Linked DNA regions of Homo sapiens: region 2 is linked to region 1. Evidence: chromatin loops called from intact Hi-C (ENCODE). Cell type or tissue: PC-3. All regions are shown on one strand. Each heading gives the region's core, and the rest is flanking DNA. Links, peaks and the distances in the headings are about the cores only. Region 1 holds the start of LOC124902391 (a long non-coding RNA gene). Region 2 has its middle 84 kb from the start of DNAJC1.

Region 1 (12,610 bases), core at 2,755-10,754:
TGCATTTCTCCTCGTAGATAAATAAATGAATCTAACTTGATGAGTAGGTAGATTTTTCTCCAGAAGAACTTTCTAAAAATGGGCAAAGTTAGGGAAGTGATTAATACCCTTCAGTTTAATTGGAATTATTCAGTGCTTATACCAAGTTAATCCTATTAAGATGCTATTTCCTGCTCAGGGGGATAAATTAAGCACAACTTAGATTATTTTAGGTGGACAACTGGTATATAGTCTAAGCAATGGGGGCTGGAAAAAAGTATCTCTTCTCCAAAAAATATAGATTATGTACCAGTAATGTTCAAAGTACTTTGAGGAAGTGTATTGATGGGATGAATATAAATCATAGTGACTGTTGTTAAGGGGTTTACGGATTATAAAGAGCAATTGAGCTTCCTTTATTTTCTCTTATTTAGAAAACAAACATTCATAAGAAAAAAATAAAATTAGATCCCTTCTTTTGCCCACATACAAATTCAGTTTCAGATCAATTAAAAAGTTAAATAAGAAAAATAGAATTAAAAAAATATTGGAAGGCTGGGCGCAGTGGCTCACGCCTGTAATCCCAGCACTTTGGGAGGCCAAGGCGGGCAGATCACGAGGTCAGGAGATTGAGACCATCTTGGCCAACATGGGGAAACCCTATCTCTAGTAAAAATACAAAAATTAGCTGGTTGTGGTGGCACATGCCTGTAATCCCAGCTACTCGGGAGGCTGAGGCAGGAGAATCGCTTGAACCTGGGAGGCAGCGATTGCAGTGAGCCGAGATCGCGCCACTGCACTCTAGCCTGGCAGCAGAGTTATCTCTGTAACTCTCCATCTCAAAAAAAAACAAAAAAAATTGAAAGGAAATATAGAATTTGTAGTATGAAAGGATTTCTTAAACAAAACATTAAAATACACAATCCATTAAGGAAATGATCAATTGGATGACAGTCATGCTCCAAATAATGATATGTTAGTCAATACATGATAATAGTCCCATAAGGTTATAATATTGTATATTTACTGTACCTTTTCTATGTGTAGATGTGTCTAATTATACAAATACCATTGTGTTACAATTGCCTACAGTATTCAATACAGTCACATGCTGTACAGGTTTGCAGCCTAGGAGCAATAGGCTTGTACCATATACAAACCATCTAGGTTTGTGTAATTACACTCTATGATGTTAGCATGACAAAACTGCCTATGGACCTATTTCTCAGAATATGTCCCTGTAGTTGAGTGCCATGTGACTGTATATAAAAATTTTTAAAAATACTTTTTACATGACAAAAGATATCATAAAATGTTACAAGATAAACTGAGAAGATATTTTCAAGGCATGTACTTGGTGAAGGATTCATATTCAAAATGTATAAATAACTTATATAGAAAGAATTTACTAATTTATGTATAATGAATTTCATAAATAAAAGATGTGGGCCAGGATATATACATATGAAGTGAAAGTATAGTACTATCAATAGGATGAATACATATCAACTTCAAAAAATGTAATTTCCTTTGGGATAGAAAGAAAGAAGGAAGGAGGGGGAATAGGAAGAGGGCAACAACTTCCTGCCCAGGGGGCAACAACTCTTTTTTTTTTTTTTTTTGAGACAGAGTCTTGCTTTTGTCCCCCAGGCTTGAGTACAATGACTCGATCTCGGCTCACTGCAACCTCCGCCTCTCGGGTTCAAATGATTCTCCTGCCTCTGCCTCCCAAGTAGCCAGTTAAGGCACCTGCCACCATGCCCGTCTAATTTTTGTGTTTTTTAGTAGAGACGGAGTTTCACCATTTTGGCCAGGCTGGTCTCGAACTCCTGACCTCAGTTGATCCGCCCACCTCAGCCTCCCAAAGTGCTGGGATTACAGGCATGAGCCACTGCGCCCAGCCCACAGCAATTCTTTATAAAAAGATCAGAGGCAACTATGGGAAGACATTAACACTTTTTGTTCTTTGTAGATTGTTAAAAGCTTGTTATAATTTATTTAAAAATCTCTAACATCAATTCCTAGTCTAAAGAATGAACAAATGACACATTTCTTTTCCTTAGTCAATAATAATCTTGTAAGATGGTGTTCACGTGCTTTTCTTTGAGGGCAAAGAAAACACCATTCCCCAGTGTTTTTCCTGGGCAGTGTTTGAATATTATATGATACTCACAGCAGAGATTTTCCTAGTTTGGCTTCTGTTGTAAGCTTGTTTTCTGAGTAGATTTAAATGAGAAGAACAGAAACATATTTGAAACTATGACTATGTATAAGAGCATTTATTCTCCTATAATGAAATCGTGGAAAATGTTTTTAAAAAGTGAGCAAACAAAAACCTCCACACCATTATAGAAACACGGTTAAAAAACTATTGAATAATCTCAAGCCTAGTGTGTAATAATTATTAAGTGTGTCTAATTTGTTGTGCTAAGTGTCAGGAATTGGTATTGTGGAAGGATATGTGAGATCTCATTTTCTCCTTTTATATGGCAGGAGTTTATACAGTATTTACATCTGTCATTGATACTTTTTATGAACAGAAGTTTTGTTTACTTATAACTTCCACAGGGATTATTCATATGGAGCACTGGAAAGATGTAACATTTCATTTGCTTTGATACCTTGTGTTTATTTTAGGTCGAAAAGCATCATGAAGCCAAGTGGTTATTGTTTTGCTTATTCAGTGTGAACTGAGTGAGCCAGGTTTGTATACCAAGTGATTCTCGTGGTGGACAATACCAATATGATTATGCCAAATGCATTGCTTCTGAGGCATCACTCTTTGGGCACATATAGACCCTGCTGATTTCTGCCAAAGCACTCTTCTTAAAGTTCCAAAACATTACCCCAAAACCTCTATAGCCCCCTATTGCCAACAAAATTAAAGCCTTTCTCTTCATTGGCATTAGAAGCCCCTGTAACCCATTGCTTTTCCATTTCCAGCCTCTTTCCAAAATTACCAAACAAACTCTGTATCCTGCAGCCACCAAACTGTACTAGTTGTAATATATTCACTAAGAACAGTGGTCTCTCATTTGTCTCTCTTTTCTCTCTTCTTATATCAGTTAGAATGTAACAGACAACCCAGCTAACACAGAGGCTCATTTTTCTTATGTGACAAGAAGTCTGTAGATAAAGAGTTGCTAGTGTTTTCTTGGGGGTTCAGTGATATCACCTCTGTGATTCAGTTGACCTTCATATCATAGTTGCAAAATGGCTGCCGTAAGTACAAAAACCACACTGACTGCTGGGTGGGAAGGCAACAGAAAATTTGTTCTTGGTGAGTCTTACTCACGTCAAGGAAGTATAATATTTTCCAAAATGCCCCACCAAAGGATTTCCTCTTACATCATATTAGCCAGAACTGGGACATATTATCACCCTTTATCTGGGGTAGAGGCCCACATTTCCACATCAAAGGGAATTTGCTCAATGCCTAAATCAAACTGGAATTCAGTTAAGCAAAGAAGAAACAGAGGAATGGTTTTTGGGTAGGCAGTAAACACTGTCAGCTACATCTCCCTGAAAGCCATCACTCCCTTAAAATATCTTTGCGTAATGTCATCAGTTACTTCTGAACTTTTTCATCCAATGGACAGTGTTTATTTTCTAACTTACTTGAACTTTTTGTGGGGCTTAGCCACACCCTTTTTGAAATTTATGTATTCATCAAATACCCACTCATCACTTACTGTGTATTAGTCACTCTGCTGGGCAAAGAGAATGAAAAAATGAGTCATGCATGGTCCTGAACCTTCACAAGTTTATAGCCTAGTGGGGCAGACAGGTGAATAAATAAGTGCAAAAGAATGTTATAGATACTGTGATAAAATTATGTTTCGTGGGCCGGGTGTGGTGGCTCATGCCTGTAATCTCAGCACTTTGGGAGGCTGAGGCGGGTGGATCACCTGAGGTCAGGAGTTTGAGACTAGCCTGGCCAACATGGTGAAACCCCGTCTCTAATAAAAAATAACAAAAATTAGCTGGGCGTGGTGGCAGGCACCTGTAATCCCAGCGACTGGGAGGCTGAGGCAGGAGAATTGCTTGAACCCAAGAGGCAGAGATTGCAGTGAGCTGAGATCACGCCATTGCACTGCAGCCTGGGCAACAAGAGAAAACTTTGTCTCAAAATAAATAAATAATATGTTTTGTGGGTTTTTTTTTTTTTCTTTGACAGGGTTCTTACTCTGTCACCCAGCCTGGAGTGCAGTGGCACGATTATAGCTCACTATAACCTCGGGCTCCCTGGCTCAAGCAATTCTCCTGCCTCAGCCTCCTGAGTAGTTGGAACTATGCAGGCTAATTATTTTATCTTTTGTAGAAATGGGGTCTTGCTAAGTTAGCCAGGCTTGTCTTGAACTCCTGAGCTCAAGCGGCCTTCCCACATTGACTTCCCAAAGTGCTGGGATTACAGGCATGAGCCACCATGCCGGGCTTAGAATGATGAATGAGATAAAATGGGGTACAAAGAAAGGAGCAGCCATTTCTGGATCTCAGGTGTGATGTCTCTTTTCAGGGAAGGACAGGGGTGATACAGCCATTAATAAAAGCAATCTCACTTTCCTGGTTGGTTGTCTCTTTGCCTCCTCCCCTGGAATAATACAGACCTCTGTAGAAAATCACAGGCAGGGTAGGGATGACGGAGCTGGCCTCCTCCCTTCCCTTGGCCTGACAAATATGCATGGAATTCCCAGGAATGTTCAAGCTTTTTTTTTTTTTTTTTCCAAACTTCAGATTAGAATCCAACTCATGTAGAATCCATGTAGAATCCGACTCAAACAGAATCCATCAGGCATGAGAATTCTGGAATGCCCTTCCTGGTTTATCTACTTCATCTGTGTTCCATGAAGGGCACCTGGTCTCACACCTAGACTCCGGGAGCTCCAGGTCCCTACTCTCTTAGGTTTCAGGGCCTAACCAATCAGGATGGCAAGAAGGATGTATTTGGGGAGATCCAAGCCTGTCTGCTTGGCTGTAGTGTAGGACTGGGGGGAAAAGAAAGGCACAGTAAGGATCAAAACAAGGCTGGAGCAGTAGGTAAAGATGAGTTCATGCCAACGTAGGAGGCTTGAAGATGTTTGGTAAGTCATAGGTTCCCAAACTTTCCAGCTCACTGCATCTGTAGCATCTTCGTAATTTGTTCATGGTGCCCTCAGCCAGAAGACATACTTCACAATTCCATTCGTTAAGTAGGTAAGTCTAAACAACATATTAGTGGTCATTTGTGAGGTGTTTGATAGGTGGGGCTGTATTTCTCTCAAACATTTAAAATATCCCACAGCAACCTTGTGAGTTTGTTCCCTGTGGTGTCCCAGGGTGACCTGATGGGAAATTTGAGAACCATGGTATAGGTCGCTAAAGATTTTTCATCTGGTGAATTAAATATTTGATTTTGTATTTGAGAAAGCGCCATCTTTCTGTAGATTGGAGTAAAGGCGTGGTGGGAGGTAAGGAGACCATAAGTTAGTGGTAGTCATTTAGGAGAGAAGTGATGGGGATATAAAATGAGACATACTAATGAGCATGCTGCTGGATCTAAAATATGTTATGGAGGTAGAATGGAGAGGAGGATTTCCTTATCAATTGGTTTTTGGAGAGAAAGAAAGAGAGAGGTTGATTCCTAGACTGTGGGCTTGGGTTAAAGGGTATATGATAGCAGACATGTTGAAAAAACATATCTTTGGGAGAAAGAATAACATTTTTTGGCATGCTGAATTTGAGACGTGCAAGGATGAGATGGATATAGGGCATTGGAGCTCAGGAGCAGATCTGAAAAATATAAGTTAATTATGAATATATAGATTAGGGCTGACAACATAAGAGTAGACGAAATGGCTCAGGATGAGTGTAGAATAGAAAGAAGCATGCCCATATGTGATGGTCAATTTTCTTTTAATTTTAATTTTTGTAGAGATGGGGTCTCACTATGTTGCCCAGGCTGATCTTGAGCTCCTGGCCTCAAGCAATCCTCCTGCCTCAGCCTTCCAGAGCACTGGGATTACAGGCATGAGCCACCATGATTGGTCTGGATTCCTTATAAAAAATATTATAATGAGTACATCATGTTTAGAGAGCCAAGAAAGGGCAGGGTCCTGCCTAGGAGACAGAGCCAGGACAGGTATCATGAAGCTTGTGTAAAGTGATATGTTTTGGGTGGAGCCAAGACTCTTCCCCTACTGTTGTTCTGTTCAATAGAGACCCTGGGTCTTTCTTTTTCGTTTGTGGTGGCGCCCCCTGGATAGAGCCTCAGAGAGGCAGCATCACAAAGAGCTATGCAAGGAATTGGTTCTGCAGGGGAGACAGTGGAGGGCAAGGTGTGGGGGACTGCGGGGAGGAGGAGGGGGTAGGGGAGAGGTGGTAGCACACAGTGCGAGGATTCTGTGCCATGCCAGTTCAGCCTTATGTTCAAAGCAGCTGTTCTTTCTGGGCTTCCAAGAGAGGAGCACCATTTTTATGCCCACATTGTAACAAACAATGAGATATGTACTGGTTAACAGTATCAAATGCAATGCAGTGATTAAATAAGGAGTGGAGAAAATCTATGGAATCTTACAATTTGGAGGGCCCTGGTGACTTATCTAAATACCTTTTTTGCAATAGAGCAAGTCAGAACCCTGAGGATCTCAGGGATTAACAAGGGAGACAGCCATGTCAAACAAACAAAACCAATGCACTGTGATAAGGTGTAAGGCTTAATATAAGGTGGGATAACTTTCTCTCACCTCTCTCATTCACTAATCACTTCCTATCAGCACCTGTCACTGGTAGGTGGTTTCTGATGCTCCGAAACGCCCAGGTGCGCTGGCTTCCAGCCTAGCTCCTCTCCTCCCTCTGCGTGTTCTTCCTGAGCAATTTCATCCAATTTAACTATCACCTGTAGACCAGTGATTTCTCAACCTGTATTTCTAGTTTCCTGACTTACTGAGCTTGAGTTCAGCATTTTGAACAATGGCCATAGTACTGGGCACATGGAGGTACTCAGTAAATGTCTACTAATTCACTTAAAAGTTGATCCTAAGTAAACTGATGATGTAGGAGTAAATTTGGATCTCAAGTAAACTGAAGTTTACACAGTGAGTAAGCAGGGAAATACTTTCCAATAGATTTGACATAAAACTTCAATTTCTTTTTTTTTTCTTTTTCTTTTTTTTTTAGAGACAGGGTCTTGCTGTGTCACCCAGGCTAGAGTGCACTGATGTAATCATGGCTCTCTGCTGCAGCCTCTAACCCCTGGGCTCAAGGGATCCTCCTGCCTCAGCTTCCTGAGCAGCTGGGACTACAAGTGCAGTCCATCATAGCCAACTAATTTTTTTTTTTTTTTGAGATAGGGTCTCCCTCTGTTGCCCAGACTGGAGTGCAGTGGCATGGTCTTCGGTCACTGCAGCCTTGATCTCCCAGGCTCAAGTGATCCTCTCACCTCAGCCCCCTCGAGTAGCTGAGGCTACATGCACTTGCCACCGTATGTGGCTAATTTTTGCACTTTTTAGTAGAGATGGGATTTCACCATGTTGCCCAGGCTAGTCTCGAACTCCTGGATTCAAGCAATCTGCCCACCTAGGCCTTCCAAAGTGCTTGGAGTATAGGCATGAGCCACCATGCCCAGCCTGCCCAGCTAATTTTTAATTTTTTTGTAGCGATGGAGTCCTGCTATGTTGCCCAGGCTGGTCTTGAACTTCTAGCCTCAAGTGATCCGTCTGCCTTGGCCTCCCAAAGTGCTGGGATTACAGTCATGAGCTACTATGCTGGGTCTAAAACCTCAGTAATTAACCGGAAACCAGATGAGAGTTTCACTATGGGAATTGGGTTAGGTGCAGCTAATCACAGTGAAGAATAGATTAAAATACATGGATTTGCAAATCAGAATGCAGGTTCTGCTGCTAACTTTGGGAAATTCAGCTAATTCTCTGTGTCTTTGTTTCTATGCTAGTAATGCTTTATTTTAAAATGTATTTATGGTTATTAAGATGTAATTCACATACCATAAAATTTATCGATTTAAAGTGTACAAGTCAGTGTATTTACAGACTCATGTAACCATCATCACTAATTCCAGCGTGTTTTCATCACCCTAAAAAACACCCTCATGCCCTCATTCCCCATTCCCCATTACCCCAGTTTCTGGCTACTGCTTTCTATCTCTATATATTTACTATACTGTACATTTCATACGAGTGGCATCATATAATATATGTCCTTTTGTGTCTGGCTGCTTTCTCTTAAGCATAATGTTTAACCATAAAAAAAGTTAGCATAATGTTTTCAAGATTCATCCATCTTACACCATGTATCAATACTTTGTTCCTTTTTATGGCTAAATAATATTCCATTAATTGGATGTATCAGATTTTGTTTATTCATCAATTGATGGACATTTGCATTGTTTCCATTTTTTTGCTATTATGAATTATGCTGCTATGGACAGTACTGTATGTCCTGCATGGACATTACAGAAACTTTTCTGTGTGGCCATATGATGACTCAATGTTTGACATCTTGAGGAGCTACCAGTTGCTTTTCTGAGTGGCTGCATCACTCTGTATTCCCACCAGCACTGTATAAGAGTTCCAATTTATCCATGTCCTGGCCAACACTGGTTATTGTCCATCTTTTTTATTGTTGCCATCCTCATTGATATGAAGGGACACCTCATTGTGATTTGATTTACATTTCCCTAATGACTAATGATATTGAGCATTTTTTTCATGTGTTTATTTGCCATTTGTATATCTTCTTTAGAGGAATGTCTACAAATCCTTTTCCCACTTAAAAATTGATTATTTTTCTTTTTATTGTTGCATTTTAAGAATTCTTTATACATTCTGGATGTTAGAACCATATCAGATATATGATAGGCAAATATTTTCTTCAATTCTGTGGTTTGTATTTTCACTTTCTTGTTAGTATATTTTGAAGCATAAAAGTGTTTAATTTTGGTGATGTCCATGTCCACTTTATTTTTTCTTTTGTTGGTTGTGTTTTTGTTGTCATATCTAAGAATCCATTACCCAATCCAAGATCACAAAAATTAAGGTCTGTATTTTTTCTAAGAGTTTTATGGCTTTAGGTTTTACATTTGGGTTTTTGATCCATTTTGAGTTAATTTTTGTATATGGTGTGAGTTAGGGATCCAATTTCATTCTTTGCATGTGTACATGTAGTTGTCCCAGCACCATTTGTTGAAAAGACTCCTCTTTTCCTCTTAAATTGTCTTAGTGCCCTTGTTGAAATACATTGGCCATAGATGTAGGGACTCCCAATTCTACTCCATTGAACAATATGCTCATGCTTATTCTAGTACCACAACTATAATCCCAGAATGAAAAGGTGAATTACATAGAAGAAATTTCTATTCTCAAATTACTTCATAACTCAAAAGACTTGTGGGCAATTCAGTTCTGGGTTTTCTTTCATCTCTCGTTGGAAAAAAAAAATCTCTGCATCAACCCCATCTAAAATAACTAAATTGTATGCATAAACCTAAATTTAAATACTCATCTGCAGGTCTCGTTTATAGAATCCTACTTATGTTGATGATGTGGGCTTTGGCAATCTCTTTCTCACTGTATTCTATGAAATAGCTTAAAAAGTCAATTATGAATTGAAGCATTCAATTATTAGAATGCATAATACTAGTTTAATTTAAAAGTTAGTCTTCAGTTTCATGCAAAACCCTTCGAATTATTAATTTTAGAAAAAATATGTATTTATTATATCCTGTAGACTTAGACAAAGGATTTAAAATTCCTCTACTTTAAATGCAAGGATTCCCATAATGAAAAATCTCTTGACTGTAGGACCATGGCATCTCCTAATTCAATTTATAGTCTTTGTGTTTTGGTTACTGACACTCTTAATTTTAAAAATGTCTTTAAAATATTCTCTAGATAAGGAGATATGGTAGCATGATGAAGCTCTCATGAAGGCAAAAAGTGGTTCTCTTGGAAATGCCATAGACGGTTGTATTTGGCTCTTTAGCTCATAAGAAAATATTTTTTCTCTAAGTAAACAATCACAAATTCTTTTCTGGTTTTGCCAAAGGGAAGCCTGTGGCACAATGTTTCTATTGAGGTCACTTGCTGAATTATACAGGAACCCTCTATCAACTCTGAAAGGATTTTTGATCTTTCTGATTATTTAGACACTGCTAAATTTATGAAAATTCTCTGCTTCCTATGTCTTATTGGTCATCCTTAGGAACTGTTTTGTGAAAGGCAACCCAGGATAAGAGGAGGAACACTTGTAAAGCTTGATATACCCCAGTGGCTTCCTGTGAGTCTCAGTTTTGCAGTTTCAGAAATACAGGTTTATCAGCTTACCAAGAGGTTAACAGGTATGAAAAACTCGGGTTTTCATAACCAAATGTAAAAGGAGTTGGTTTTCAAACCACAAAACTCAATGACCATTCATCGAGGGCTCCATCTCACCAAAGAATAAGAACCGATTTTATACAATAGTTGTTCTCCTTTCTGATGGGTATTTCTCAGGAGATGAAATGGCAGATTAGAAATATCTGGTGAATATGTACCTGGAATATGAGAGAGAGAGAAAGAGATACAGTTCGGAATTTTAAAATAAAAAATTTAATTATTATTTCAAGAATATTACTAATTTGACTGTTATAATTGGGACTATTCTTATCGTATGAAGTTGAGGAATACTGAGAAGTTCTGCTTCTGTCAAACTCATGATTAGCATCACACACCTCTTTGTGGTTGTTGTAGCCTCCTTTTTCATTTTGCCATTGTTTCAGATTGACGTTGCAATATCCAGTTCGCTAAATATGTTCAATAGAGGTAGCAAAGGTGCCTAACCTGAATTTAATCATGAGGAAACACCAGACAACCTGACGTTTAGGGACATTCTACAAAACAACTGGCCTGTACTCCTCAGAAATGTCAACATCATGATAGTAAGTAAGAGAGATACAGAAAGAAAGAGAGACCCAGGAATTGTTATAGATTAAAGAAAAGTGAAGGACATGACAACTAAATGCAAATAATGGTCCTGGATTTTTTTTTTTTTTAACAAAGGAACTCATGGGAAAAACTAGTGAAATCTGAAGGTCTGTACTTGGGACTGGGACCTAGTTCTAATAATGCTGTATCCATGTCAAGATCTTAACTTTAGGCCAGGCACAGTGGCTCAGGCCTATAATACCAGCACTTTGGGAGGCCAAGGCAGGTGGATCACTTGAGGTCAGGAGTTCAAGACCAACCCCATCTCTACTAAAAACACAAAAACATTAGCTAGGCATGGTGGCACACACCTGGAATCCCAGCTACTTGGGAGGCTGAGACAGGAGAATTGCTTGAGCCCGGGAGGCAGAGGTTGCAGTAAGCCAGGATCATGCCATTGCACTCCAGCTTGGGTGACAAAGCAAAACTTCATCCCCACCACCAAAAAAAAAGTCCTTACTTTGATCACTGTACTGTGGTTATGTAAAATAATACATTAATTTAGAAAGCACACTGAAGTATTTAGAGGATATCATGTCTGCAATTTACTTTCAAACAGATCATGAAAAAAGCACCCAAATATATAAAGCAAATACTATTAGACTTAAAGGGAGAGATAGATTGCAATACAATAATAGTAGGGGATTTCAACACCCAACTTTCAGTGATGGACAGATTATCAGACAAAAACAATCAACAAAGAGACATCAGGCTTGAATTGCACCAAAGACCAAATGAACCTAACAGACATCTGTAGAACATGTCACCCGACAGCTGCAGAATACACACTCTTTTCATCAACACATGGAGCTTTCTCCAGGATAGTTCATTTGTTTGTCCATAAAACAAGTCTGAACAAATTTCAAAGAATTGAAATTATATCAAGTATCTCTTCTGACTACAATGAAATAAAACTAGGAGTCAATAACAGGAAGCACTTTGAAAACTCTACAAATACATTAAAATTAAACAACGTGCTCCTGAATAACCAGTGAGTCAATGAAGAAATTAAAAAAGAAATTAAAACATTTCTTGAGACAAATGAAAATGGAATCACAATATACCAGAGCCTATAGAATACAGCAAAAGCAGTTCTGAGTATATTTATAACATAAACACCTTCATCAAAAAAACTGAAAGATCTCAAACAATCTAACCTTGCCTTTCAAGGCATTAGAAAAACAAGAACAAACTCAACATAAAATTAGTAGAAGGAAAAAGGTAACAAAGATTAGATCAGAAATAAACAAGATAGAGACTAAAAATCACAATACAAAGGATCATTGAAATAAAGAGTTGTTTTTTGAAAAGATAAACCAAATCGACAAACCTTTATCTAGACTAAGAAAAAAAAGAGGAGACTCAAATAAATAAAATCCGAGATGAAAAAGGAGATATTACAACTGATACCACAGAAATACAAAAGGATCATGAGACTTATGAACAACTATAAACCAAAAACGGGAAGATCTAAAAAGAAATGGATAAATTCCTGGACACATACAACCTACCAAGACTGAATCAGGAAGAAACAGAAAATCTGAATGGACCAATAGATCTAAACATTCTTATTTCTTCATGAATACATTTGAAGAATCATGATTGAATCATTGAATCTACCAAGATTGAATCATGAAGATCCAATAGCAGGTTGGTCTCATTACTAGACCAGCAAG
Region 2 (12,610 bases), core at 2,904-10,903, 160 kb after region 1:
CTATAAATTACTTTGGGCATTATGGCCATTTTCACTATATTGATTCTTCCTATCCATGAGCATGGAGTGTTCTTCCATTTGTTTGTGTCCTCTTTTATTTCATTGAGCAGTGGTTTGTAGTCCTCCTTCAAGAGGTCCTTCACATCCCTTGTAAGTTGGATTCCTAGGTATTTTATTCTGTTTGAAGCAATTGTGAATGGGAGTTCACTCATGATTTGGCTCTCTGTTTGTCTGTTATTGGTGTATAGGAATGCTTGTGATTTTTGCACATTGATTTTGTATCCTGAGACTTTGCTGAAGTTGATTCTCAGCTTAACGAGATTTGGGGCTGAGACGTTGGGGTTTTCTAAATATACAATCATGTCATCTGCAAACAGAGACAATTTGACTTCCTCTTTTCCTCACTGAATACCCTTTTTTTCTTTCTCTTGCCTGATTGCCCTGGCCAGAACTTCCAACACTATGTTGAATAGGAGTGGTGAGAGAGGGCATTCTTGTCTTGTGCTGGTTTTCAAAGGGAACGCTTCCAGTTTTTGCCCATTCAGTATGATATTGGCTGTGGGTTTGTCATAAATAGCTGTTATTATCTTGAGATATGTTCCATCAATACCTAGTTTATTGAGAGTTTTTAGCATGAAGGGCTGTTGAATTTTGTCAAAGGCCTTTCTGCATCTATTGAGATAATCATGTGGTTTTTGTCATTGGTTCTGTTTATGTGATGGATTACGTTTACTGATTTGCGTTTGTTGAACCAGCCTTACATCCCAGAGATGAAGCCGACTTTATTGGGGTGGATAAGCTTTTTGATGTGCTGCTGGATTCGGTTTGCCAGTATTTCATTGAGGACTTTCGCATTGATGTTCATCAGGGATATTGGTCTAAAATTCTCTTTTTTTGCTGTGTCTCTGCCAGGCTTTGGTATCAGGATGATGCTGGTCTCGTAAAATGCGTTAGGGAGGATTCCTTCTTTTTCTATTGATTGGAATAGTTTCAGAAGGAATGGTACCAGCTCCTCTTTGTACCTCTGGTAGAATTTGGCTGTGAATCCATCTGGTCCTGGACTTTTTTTTGGTTGGTTGGCTATTAATTACTGCCTCAATTTCAGAGCCTGTTATTGGTCTATTCAGAGATTCGACTTCTTCTTGGTTTAGTCTTGGGAGGGTGTATGTGTCCAGGAACTTATCCATTTCTTCTAGATTTTCTAGTTTATTTGTGTAGAAATGTTTATAGTATTCTCTGATGGTAGTTTGTATTTCTGTGGGATCAGTGGTGATATCCCCTTTATCATTTTTTTATTGCGTCTATTTGATTCTTCTCTCTTTTCTTCTTTATTAGTCTTTCTAGCAGTCTATCAATTTTGTTGATCTTTTCAAAAAACCAGCTCCTGGATTCATTGATTTTTTGAAGGGTTTTTTGTGTCTCTATGTCCTTCAGTTCTGCTCCAATCTTAGTTGTTTCTTGTCTTCTGCTAGCTTTTGGATGTGTTTGCTGTTGCTTCTCTAGTTCTTTTAATTGTGATGTTAGGGTGTCTAACATCACAATTAAAATCTTATTTTAATAGTCTAATTTTAGATCTTTCCTGCTTTCTCTTGTGGGCATTTAGTGCTATAAATTTCCCTCTACACGCTGCTTTAAATGTGTCTTAGAGATTCTGATACGTTGTGTCTTTTTTCTCATTTGTTTCAAAGAACATCTTTATTTCTGCCTTCATTTAATTATTTACCCAGTAATCATTCAGGAGGAGGTTGTTCAGTTTCCATGTAGTTGTGCAGTTTTGAATGAGTTTCTTAATCCTGAGTTCTAATTTGATTGCACTGTGGTCTGAGAGACAGTTTTTTGTGATTTCTGTTCTTTTACATTTCCTGAGGAGTGCTTTACTTCCAATTATGTGGTCAATTTTAGAATAAGTGCGACATGGTGCTGAGAAGAATGTATGTTCTGTTGATTTGGGGTGGAGAGTTCTGTAGATGTCTATTAGGTCTGCTTGGTGCAGAGCTGAGTTCAAGTCCTGGATATCCTTGTTAACCTTCTGTCTCGTTGATCTGTCTAATATTGACAGTGTGGTGTTAAAATCTCCGATTATTATTGTGTGGGAGTCTAAGTCTCTTTGTAGGTCTGTAAGGACTTGCTTTATAAATCTGGGTGCTCCTGTATTGGGTGCATATATATTTAGGATAGTTAGCTCTTCTTGTTCCATTGATCCCTTTGCCATTATGTAAAGCTCTTTGTCTCTTTTGATCTTTGTTGGTTTAAAGTCTGTTTTATCAGAGGCTGGGATTGTAACCCCTGCTCTTTTTTTGCTTTCCATTTGCTTGGTCGACCTTCCTCCATCCCTTTATTTTGAGCCTATGTGTGTCTCTGCAGGTGAGATGGGTCTCCTGAATACAGCACACCAATGGGTCTTGACTCTTTATCCAATTTGCCAGTCTGTGTGTTTTAATTGGGGCATTTAGTCCATTTACATTTAAGGTTAATATTTTTATGTGTGTATTTGATCCTGTCATTATGATGTTAGCTGGTTATTTTGCCCATTAGTTGTTGCAGATTCTTCATAGCATCAAGGGTTTTTACAATTTGGCATGTTTTTGCAGTGGCTGGTACCAGTTTTTCCTTTCCATGTTTAGTGCTTCCTTCAGGAGCTCTTGTAAGGCCAGCCAGTGGTGACTAAATCTCTCAGCATTTGTATGTAAAGGATTTTATTTCTCCTTCACTTATGGAGCTTATTTCGGCTGGATATGAAATTCTGGGTTGAAAATTATTTTCTTTAAGAATGTTGCACATTGGCCTCCACTCTCTTCTGGCTTGTTAAGTTTTCTGCCAGGTGATCTGCTGTTAGTCTGATGGGCTTCCCTTTGTGGGTAACCTGACTTTTCTCTCTGTGTGCCCTTAACATTTTTTCCTTCATTTCAACCTTGGTGAATCTGACAATTATGTGCCTTGGGGTTGCTCTTCTTGAGGAATATCTTTGTGGTGGTCTCTATATTTCCTGAATTTGAATATTGGCCTGTCTTGCTAGATTGGGGAATTTCTCCTGGATAGTATCCGGAAGAGTGCTTTACAACTTGGTTCCATTCTCCCGTCACTTTCAGGTACACCAATCAAATGTAGATTTGGTCTTTTCACATAGTCTCATATTTCTTGGAGGCTTTGTTCATTTCTTTTTTACTCTTTTTTCTCTAAACTTGTCTTCTTGCTTTATTTCATTAATTTGATCTGCGATCACTTATATCCTTTCTTCCACTTGACCGAATCAGCTATCGAAGCTTGTGCATGCATCACAAAGTTCTCGTGCCATGGTTTTTCAGCTCCTTCAGGTCATTTAAGGTCTTCTCTACACTGTTTATTCTAATTAGCTATTTGTCTGACCTTTTTGCAAGGTTTTTAGCTTCCTTGAGATGGCTTAGAACAGTCTCCCTTAGCTCTGAGAAGTTTATTATTACCGACCTTCTGAAGCCTACTTCTGTCAACTCATCAAAGTCATTCAGCCTCCAGCTTTTTGCCATTGCTGGCGAGGAGCTGTGATCCTTTGGAGGAGAAGACGTGCTCTGGTTTTTAGAATTTTCAGCTTTTCTGCTCTGATTTCTCCCCATTTTTGTGGTTTTATCTACCTCTGGTCTTTGATGTTGGTGACCTACAGATGGGGTTTTGATGTCAATGTCCTTTTTATTGATGTTGACGCTATTCCTTTCTGTTTGTTAGTTTTCCTTCTGTCAGGTCCTTTAGCTGCAGGTCTGTTGGAGTTTGCTGGAGGTCCACTCCAGACGCTGTTTGCCTGGGTATCACCAGCGGAGGCTGCAGAACAGCAAATATTGCTTAACAGCAAATATTCCTACCTGATCCTTTCTCTGGAAGCTTCTTCCCAGAGGGGCACCCACCTGTATGAGGTGTCTGTCAGCCCCTGCTGGGAGGTGTCTCCCAGTTAGGCTACATGGGGTCAGGGACTCACTTGAGGAGGCTGTCTGTCTGTTCTCAGAGCTCAAACACCATGCTGGGAGAACCACTGCTCTCTTCGGAGCTGTCAGACAGGGATGTTTAAATCTGCAGAAGTTTCTGCTGCCTTTTGTTCAGCTATGCCCTGCCCACAGAGGTGGCATCTATAGATGCAGTAGGCCTTGCTGAGCTGTGGTGGGCTCCACCCAGTTCGAGCCTCCTGGCTGCTTTGTTTACCTACTCAAGCCTCAGTAATGGTAGACACCCCTCCCCCAGGCTGCTGCCTTGCAGGGCGATCTCAGACTGCTGTGCTAGCAGTGAGCAAGGCATCGTGGGCCTGGGGCCCCCCAAGCCAGGCACAGGAGAGAATCTCCTGGTCTGCAGGTTGCTAAGACCATGAGAAAAGCACAGTATTTGGGTGTGAGTGTCCCGTTTTTCCAGGTACAGTCTGTCACATCACAGCTTCCCCTGGCTAGGAAAGGGAAATCCCCCGACCCCTTGCATTTCCGGGTGAGGCGATGCCCCACCCTGCTTCAGCTCACCTTCTGTGGACTGCACCCACTGTCCAACCAGTCCCAATGAGATGAACCAGGTACCTCAGTTGGAAATGCAGAAATTACCCGTCTTCTGCATCGATCACACTGGGAGTTGCAGACTGGAGCTGTTCTTATTTGGCCATCTTGGAACAGGGATCCTGAATTTTAAATACATAATGTTGAGCAACAGAAATGCAGACAGAAAAGAGTATATACTGTGTGACTTTGTTTTCACAATGTTTAAACACTTGCAAAACACTATTGATAAAGATGATTATCTTTAGGGATACAGTACTGATTGAGAAGGAACCCCCAAGGAGTTAGCTTGATTTGGGTAGCAGTTAGCAGTTACATGTTTGTAGACATAAGTAAAATTTATTTGCACTGACTTATGATTTGTATATCACTTAATGTATGCAAGCTAAACCTGAATTAAAAGGAAAAAAGGGCCAAGTGTGGTGGCTGACGCCTGTAATCGCAGCACTTTGGGAGGCCAAGGAAGGTGGATCACTTGAGGTCAGGAGTTCGAGACCAGCCTGGGCAACATGTTGAAACTCCGTCTCTACTAAAAATACAAAAATCAGCTTGGTGGGCTGGCACCTTTAGTTCCAGTTACTCAGGAGGCTGAGGCAGGAGAATTGCTTGGACCCAGGAGGTGCAGGTTGCAGTGAGCCAAGATTGTGTCCCTGCACTCCAGCCTGGGCAAAAAAGAGAGACCCTGTCTCAAAAAAAGAAAAAAATGAAAGCGCTAAGTGTATTATTTAAAGTTATACTGTCAACCCTTAGAACAACTTTTAAAAAGTGAGAAGAAAAAGAGCCACTTATCAGGACCGACTTGGGAAATAAAAATTTTACTTTTTATTTTATACTGCTCTATGAAATTTGCATTTTATTTGTTTATTAGTGGCTTTTGTATAGTACACAAATATTTCTTAATTTTGTAAGGTATCCTTTAAAAATTTTATAAATATTTTATATGTGTATTATGATTTATCATCTTTTATATTATCTTATACATTATTAAAAGTTCTTCCTAGAAGGGTGAATTTATGTTTTTCTTTTTCTACTTTTCTATAATGTATGACTTTCAGGTACATAACTTTGAAAAATGAGGGGTAAAAAGCTTCCTTTTTAAAAAAAGAAATAGGAAAAACCATTTAGAGAAATGTTGCCTACTCTTTCAAGTTAAAAAATATGTCTAGACCAATTTTAAACAAAATTGTCCAGAATTTTCAGAAGAATGGTGGTAGTAAATGGTGTGTTTTGTATGCGAAGACATTGCCTAATTTAGATTTAATGGTAAATTTGTTCATATTATGAGATACTAAAAAGGAAATCGTTTTATTTAGAGGAATAGGATTAAGATCACTTAATTTGATTTAATTTAGCAACTACTACCTTTATTACAAAATTAAGAGAATCTTGTTCTTTTCTTAACAAAAACTACGATTAAAAATTTTTTCCATTATATGAATTTTTAGGAAATTAAACTAAAAGAATAATATGTCACCTTTAGGAGTGCTGAAAAAGAAAATGGTTTTCAAATTTGGCAACCTCATCACTCCTATTGCTGCTTTCTGTATAAAATTCATTTTAAAGTATTTACTTTTTTTCTTTAATAAGGACTTCAGTGTATTTACAAGAGGAGAACTGATAAATGAATGAGGTGCATCATGATCACTCGTTTACTCAACTTAGCAGCTTGCTTTTCATTGTACTATTATAATGTAGAAACTCTTTTGATTTGCTTTGATTTTTTGTTACACACCTACACAGGTAAAGACTATTTGGAAAAGCTTTTAGGTGATGTTTCTTCAGTGTGGCTCAAGGCTAACCCCCCACAGAATCACCTGAAATGCCCCTTAACCGTACCCAGTGCTGGGCTGAACCTCAGAATTCCTTGGGGCACATTTGAGAAACTGCTGTGAGTCTTTATCCATGAAAATTTTAACCAGATACAAACTCAGGCCACGCAGATAGGGTAAAAGTGAAAGGATTTGAAGATTGTTTGGCCTGGTGTCAACTGGAAAAAGTGTATTCTACTCAAAGTCACTCATATTCAAATTTTTACAAGAACACCATGCTAAGCAAACCAAGCACATCTGCAGGCCCCAGGCAGACTATTGCTGCTGGAGGGGTAATGACTCACTGTAGATTGCCGATCAGTTTACTACCTTAAGTTGTTGGTTATCCAAGCACAGCTACTATTGTGACAGATGGATTCACAGATTTGCCATTAATTGATATTAATTAAACAACCTTTAGTAGTTTAATAAGAAATCAAAATGCAGAAAGAGAAAAAAAAGAAGAGAAGAGAGATTATCGAAGTGGAAGGACTATGGAGGCAAAAGACAATTTGTTAAAAAAGAGAAGAGTTGCTATTGATGAAAACCAAATTACAGCTTCAATCTAAAGATTTTCTTGTTGAAATAAAAGCACACAGTATATTTGTTTCTATGTAGAAATCCAGAGAAGACTCTTATAAAAACTGAAAATAGTAAACAGCTAGAAGGGCCCAGATGTTTGTTTAGGCTTTGCTGGTCTCCCAGGAGCCCGGCTCATATTTCAGCCCGAGAGCATGCAGCGTCCTTGGCCTGGGGCCACTGTTTGCCTCATAGTGAGACAAGCCAGGATCAGGGTTTGGCTTGACAAACATTTTGTTAACTTATAATTTATTTAGAGACATTAATTGAACCAGGATGATTAAAACTTTTTGAATTAACAGAGTTTAGGATGTGTAACTCAGCGTCTTTGCAGTTTTCCAATACACAGTTTTCTATATTGGAATTTAAAAATCTGATGTAAAATTTCAATACACCATTTTAGTTTATAGATGGACTTAGCTAAATTTAAGTAAAAATTATACAAGTTCTCTCTTGTGGTAACTTTAAACTACAAACCCTAACCTGGATTGTAAATACCTTCTAATCCCTTTTGGGAAAATTAAAAATATGTAGTAGTTCATGGCAGAGTTTTTACTTGAAAGAAAAATGTTTTTAGGATTCAACTTATTTTAAGAAATAATTTGCTCTCATTATAACTCTTTAACTAATTATACACTTCAATTAGTTATGTATATTTAACAGCAATACCAATAATCATACACTATATAACCTTATATTACAACACAGTTTATATATTTAATATTTTGTTCCTGTGCCCTGAGGCAATGATATCAAAGTTACAGGCTTAAAAATCAAATTAAAGGACGATTTCTGAGCTTCAATTTCTGACTCTGTCCTCTATAGATTCCAAGGCCACTCAGACAACTGCCTACTATTGTTGAAACCTTGAGGAGCCACTACATACCTAGACAGCATTGAGTTCTGAGGCAGAAGTTATGGGTTGAGAACATCACTGTTTGCAAAGTTAGGATTCAAAAGCTGTGAAAGAGGCTTGTCTTGTGGTGAGCTGGGCTGAAGACATAAATCCCATTGTGCCTCCAGAGAGGGGCACCAGCTGGCATCGGTAGACCCCTCTCTTCTAACATTGGCAGATAAACCTGAGTTCTCCACCCACTGAGGGATTTTAAACCTAAAGATATGAATCAGCCAAAAAGAGCACTCACATAATTCAGGAGGATGCTATAACTTGAAGGGGGCATGCTACCAGACAACCAAAGCAGTTGGCACCTAAGAAGCTGACTTCATTTAAGAAATCAAAGAGAACTTTAATAGTAATGTAGTGAGTGTTGAAGGACATAGCAGTAAAGCACAAAAGAAGTTTTCTGAAAGGACAGAACTTGACTGTGCTTTTTTTTTTTTTTTTTTTTGAGACAGAGTCTTGCTCTGTTGCCCAGGGTGAAGTGTAATGGCGCGATCTTGGCTCACTGCAACCTCTGCCTCCCGGTTTCAAGCAATTCTCCTGCCTCGACCTCCTGAGTAGGTGGGATTACAGGCGTGCACCACCATGCCTGGCAATTTTTGTATTTTTAGTAGAGATGGGTTTCACCATGTTGATCAGGCTGGTCTCAAACTTCTGACCTCAGGTGATCCACCCGCCTCGGCCACCCAAAGTGCTGGGATTACAGGTGTGAGCCACTGCGCTTGGGCTTAACTGTGCATTTTAAAGTTCAACAGGTGAATTGAAAAACAAAATGGTCACTGCTGAACACGCTGTCAGAGTTGTAGTAGACTGAATGGAGAACATATTCCATCACACAGAACAAATTCATGAGTCATGAAGAAAAGTTTACAAATTTTAGAAGTCCCAGAAGGAAAAGAATAAAGAAAGACTTGGGTCTTTGTATTGACAGCAATCTCTGAGATATGAACCAGAACAATGAAAAAAAGACAGTCATATCTTGGTGAAACTTCTATATTCCAGGGACAAAATCTTACAAGCTTCCAGTTGGAGAGAATGGGACTTTATAAGGGAGAAAGAATTAAACAAGTATCAGTCTTCTCACCTACAACACTGGAAGCTAGAAAATATCAAAACCACTTTTGGAGGGCAGTGAGAGATCCAAGAATCCTTTATACAGCCAAGTGATGGCAAAAGAAAAGGCATTTTTAACACACAAAGAGCTCTTAGGAAGATGGAGAACCATGTTCTTTTTCTGAGGAAACACCCCAAGGAACAACTGCAGACAAGCTGAAATCAAAGAATATCTCAAGATAGTAAAATAATAATAATAATAATAATAAAAGTACAAAGAATAAGACTGGGCATTGAATCTTGTGCTATCTCTAGTTAAATATAAGTGGATGGTGATTGTGTGTCTGAGAACTGCAGTGTAACCATTAAGTGGGGGTGCTTCTCACAGATGTTTCCACCGCATTTACCCTCTCCTTCCCACATCATCACTCTTCCCCTTCTTACAAGGGCAGCGTTACAAGTATGGTTGAGAATCCCCTGTCTAAAACCCTTCTCTGACCCCTTCCTCCCTCCCTCTGCAGACATTCCCATTTCTGCTGTTCCCATTCCACAGCAGAACTTCTCTTAGTTCCTGTCTCCTATTCTTCACCTCCCATTCTCTCATTCCTTTGCTGAAATTTCTCTTGTGAACGTCACTACTAACCTTCTTGTTACCAAAGCCAGTTGATATGGCTTGGATTTGTGTCCTCACCCAAATCTCATGTGGATTGAATCCCCAATGTTGGAGGAGGGGCCTGGTGAAAGGTGATTGGATCATTGGACAGATTTTCCCCTTGCTGTTCTTGTGAAAGTGAATGAATTCTCAGGAGATCTGGTTGTTGAAACGTGTGTAGCACTTCCCCCTTCTCTTGCTTCCTCCTGCTCCAGTCATGCTTCCCCTGCCTTCCATCATGATTGTAAGTTTCCTGAGGTTTCCCCAGCCATGCTTCCTGTACAGGCTGTGGAACCATGAGCTCTCTTTTCTTTATAAAATACCCAGTCTCAGGTATTTCTTTATCGCAGTGTGAGAACAGACTGATATGCCAGTGGTTATTTCTTTTTACCCATGTGTACTGCACCTCTCCACTTTTCTAACATTGTCGGATACCTCAGTTATCCATCCACTGAGGAATTACATAGCGAAGGATATAAATCAGCCAAGAAAAACCACTAATCATTTAGGAGGATGGTATAACTTGAAGGAGGCATGCTACCAGATAACCAAAGCAGTTGGCATCAAAGAAGCAGGATTAACTGAAGGAGTAAATGAGATCTGTAGGATTTGACATGGCTCTGGCCATGGACAGTTCCCTCTTTCTTAAAATGCTTTCTTCTCTTGCATTTCATGACATCACACTATTGACTTCAAGGTCTCCTTCCTTGTTAGCATGGAACAGGGCTAGCATACTGGTGTCTTTCTTGGTTTCCGCCACAGCAACTCTCTAAGCTCCTCCAATCCTATGGATTTAAATGCCATATATATGCCAATGATTTCCAAAATTTCTATCCCAACTCCTAACATCTCCATCAAGTTCTACATTCATATTCCTAATGACTTACATCTCTACTTGGTTATCCCAAGAAGAACACCCGATTTATCTATACAGAAAAAAGAAACACAAGAAAATGAAACAACCAAAATCTACTTCTTCTCTAGTCTTCTCCATTTATAGCACCACCATCCACCTAATTTATGAAGCCCCCAAATTAGGTAGTCACCTGTGATTTTTGTTTATCCCTTATTTCCCACATCCAACTCATCAAAAAGTTCTGTAGTCTCTACTGCCATCACAAGCCAGGATTCATTAATTTTTTCTATTTCCATTACTACCACCTTAGTTTAAGTAACCGCCCTCTCCTTAGGATGTTTGCAATGGCCTCAACTTTCTGCTTTCAATCTTCTGCAACTCCCCACCCCCGATCCATTTTCGACATGTCACCCAGGTATAAATCAGATATCACTTTTTTCCTACAAAAAATCTCTAATGAACAATCTAATTTTTCATCTCTAGGGCATTGGTTAGATACACTATGGCAATATCCACAGGATGATGTGCTCTGCAGTTGTAAGAGCAGTAGAGACTATTTCTACTGATGATCTACACTGATGTACAGTCTTGGTCCAGATTATTGTTTGGTGAACAAAGCAAGATGGAGAAAAATGTGGATAGTGTGCTACTATTTATGTAAAAATTGGCCAGGTATAGTGGCTCATGCCTATAATCCCAGCACTTTGGGAGGCTGAGGCAGGTGGATTGCTTGAGCTCAGGTGTTTAAGATCAGCCTGAGCAACATGGTGAAACCCTGTCTCTACCACAAATACAAGCCTGGCATGCACCTGTGGTCCCAGCTACTCGGGAGGCTGAGGTGGGAGGATTGCTTGAGCCTGGGAGGCAGAGGTTGCAGTGAGCCGAGATCACGCCACTGCACTCCAGCCTGGGTGACAGGAGACTCAACCTCAAAAAAAAAAAAAAAAAAAAAGATAGTAAAAAATTATCAATTGCCTATTTTCTTCCATTTTAAACATTTTTAGTATATGAATTACAGCATTAATGATATTCACAATGTTGTAGAGTCATCACTACTCTTTATTTCTAAAACTTTGCCATCACCCCAAACTGAAACCATATCCATTAAACAGTGGCTCCCCTATTTTCCCCTTACTTAAGACCTAGAACCTCTAATCTATTTTTGATCTCTATGAATCTTCTTATTTAAAATATTTCATATTTGTAGAATTATACAATATTTGTCCTTTTGTGTGTGGCTTATTTCACTTAGCATAATGTCTACAAGCTTCATTCATGTTGTGGCATATATGAGAGCTTCATTCCTTTTTATGGTTGAGTCATATTCCATTGTATGGACAGATCATACTTTGTTTATTCATCTGTTAATGGACAGTTGGGTTGTTTTCATCTTTTTGCTATTGTGAATAATGCTCCTATGAACAAGTATAAAAGTATCCCCTTGAGTCTCTCCTTTCAATTCTCTTGTTTATATACCTAAGAGTGGAATTACTGGATAAAGTAATAATTCCATGTTTAACTTTTTGAAGAATTACTAAACTTTGTGGCTTCACCACTTTACATTCCCACAGGCAATGTACACGTGTTCCAATTTCTCCACATCCTCACCAACACTTGTTATTATTTTTAAATGGAAGCAAAATCAAACATCAAAAAATTACCTATGGGAAGAGAAAGAGTGGGGTGGAGGGGTGGAGGTGAACCTATCCCCAAATCTACCTTGTTTTGCAGTTTTAACTTTGTACCATGTGAATACATTAAATAACTTTTGAATAAAAATTAAAACAATCTCTAAAAACAAAAAAAATTTTTTGAATAATGAACTTGACTGTATATTGACTTGATGGCATATACAAATAAAGAGGAATTACTTCAGATGAATGCCTCATGAGATACCTCCAAAGTACAAAAAGAACTGAATAAATTATTATTATTTAAGATAGGATCTCACTTTCACTCAGGCTGGAGTGCAGTGGTGTAATCACAGCACACTGCAGCCTTGAACTCCTGAGCTCAAGCTATCCTCCTGCTGCAGCCTCCCAAGTAGCTGGGACTACAGGCATGTGCCACCATGTCTGACTAATTTTTGAAACTTTTTGTAGAAATGAGGTCTCACTATGTTGCTCAGGCTGGTCTCAAACTCCTGTCCTCAAGAAATCCTCCCACTTCAACCTCCTAAAGTGCTGGGATTATAGGCATGAGCCACTGCACCAAGCGAGAATTGAAGAAATTCTGAAACTGCTTTAGTAATCATATTGT

Evidence for each region. A loop is a pair of places that touch in the nucleus more often than their neighbours do. Peaks named below come from ENCODE experiments on the same cell type or tissue, not always from the same donor. Only the 100,000 strongest peaks of a DNase experiment are listed, where the experiment ranks them.
Region 2: it touches region 1 in a loop (3-fold over the local background); 2 of 110 quality-filtered maps call a loop at or near these places.

What each region holds. Positions count from the first base shown.
Region 1 is chr10:22,237,812-22,250,421 of GRCh38, reverse strand. It overlaps LOC124902391 (a long non-coding RNA gene), which reads left to right and starts at 4,339. Exons shown (of 2, transcript XR_007062086.1): 1 at 4,339-5,172; 2 at 10,174-10,575. It overlaps LOC105376447 (a long non-coding RNA gene), which reads left to right. Exons shown (of 2, transcript XR_001747390.3): 2 at 1-3,002. In PC-3, for the core only: a CTCF peak has its summit at 6,211; DNase peaks (open chromatin) are centred at 3,471, 4,631 and 6,911; H3K4me3 peaks cover 915 bases; H3K27ac peaks cover 5,950 bases.
Region 2 is chr10:22,081,287-22,093,896 of GRCh38, reverse strand. No RefSeq gene overlaps it. Among named protein-coding and RNA genes, the nearest start is that of DNAJC1, 84 kb to the right of the region's middle. In PC-3, for the core only: no CTCF peak of the experiment used is centred there; a DNase peak (open chromatin) is centred at 7,046; H3K4me3 peaks cover 881 bases; H3K27ac peaks cover 1,311 bases.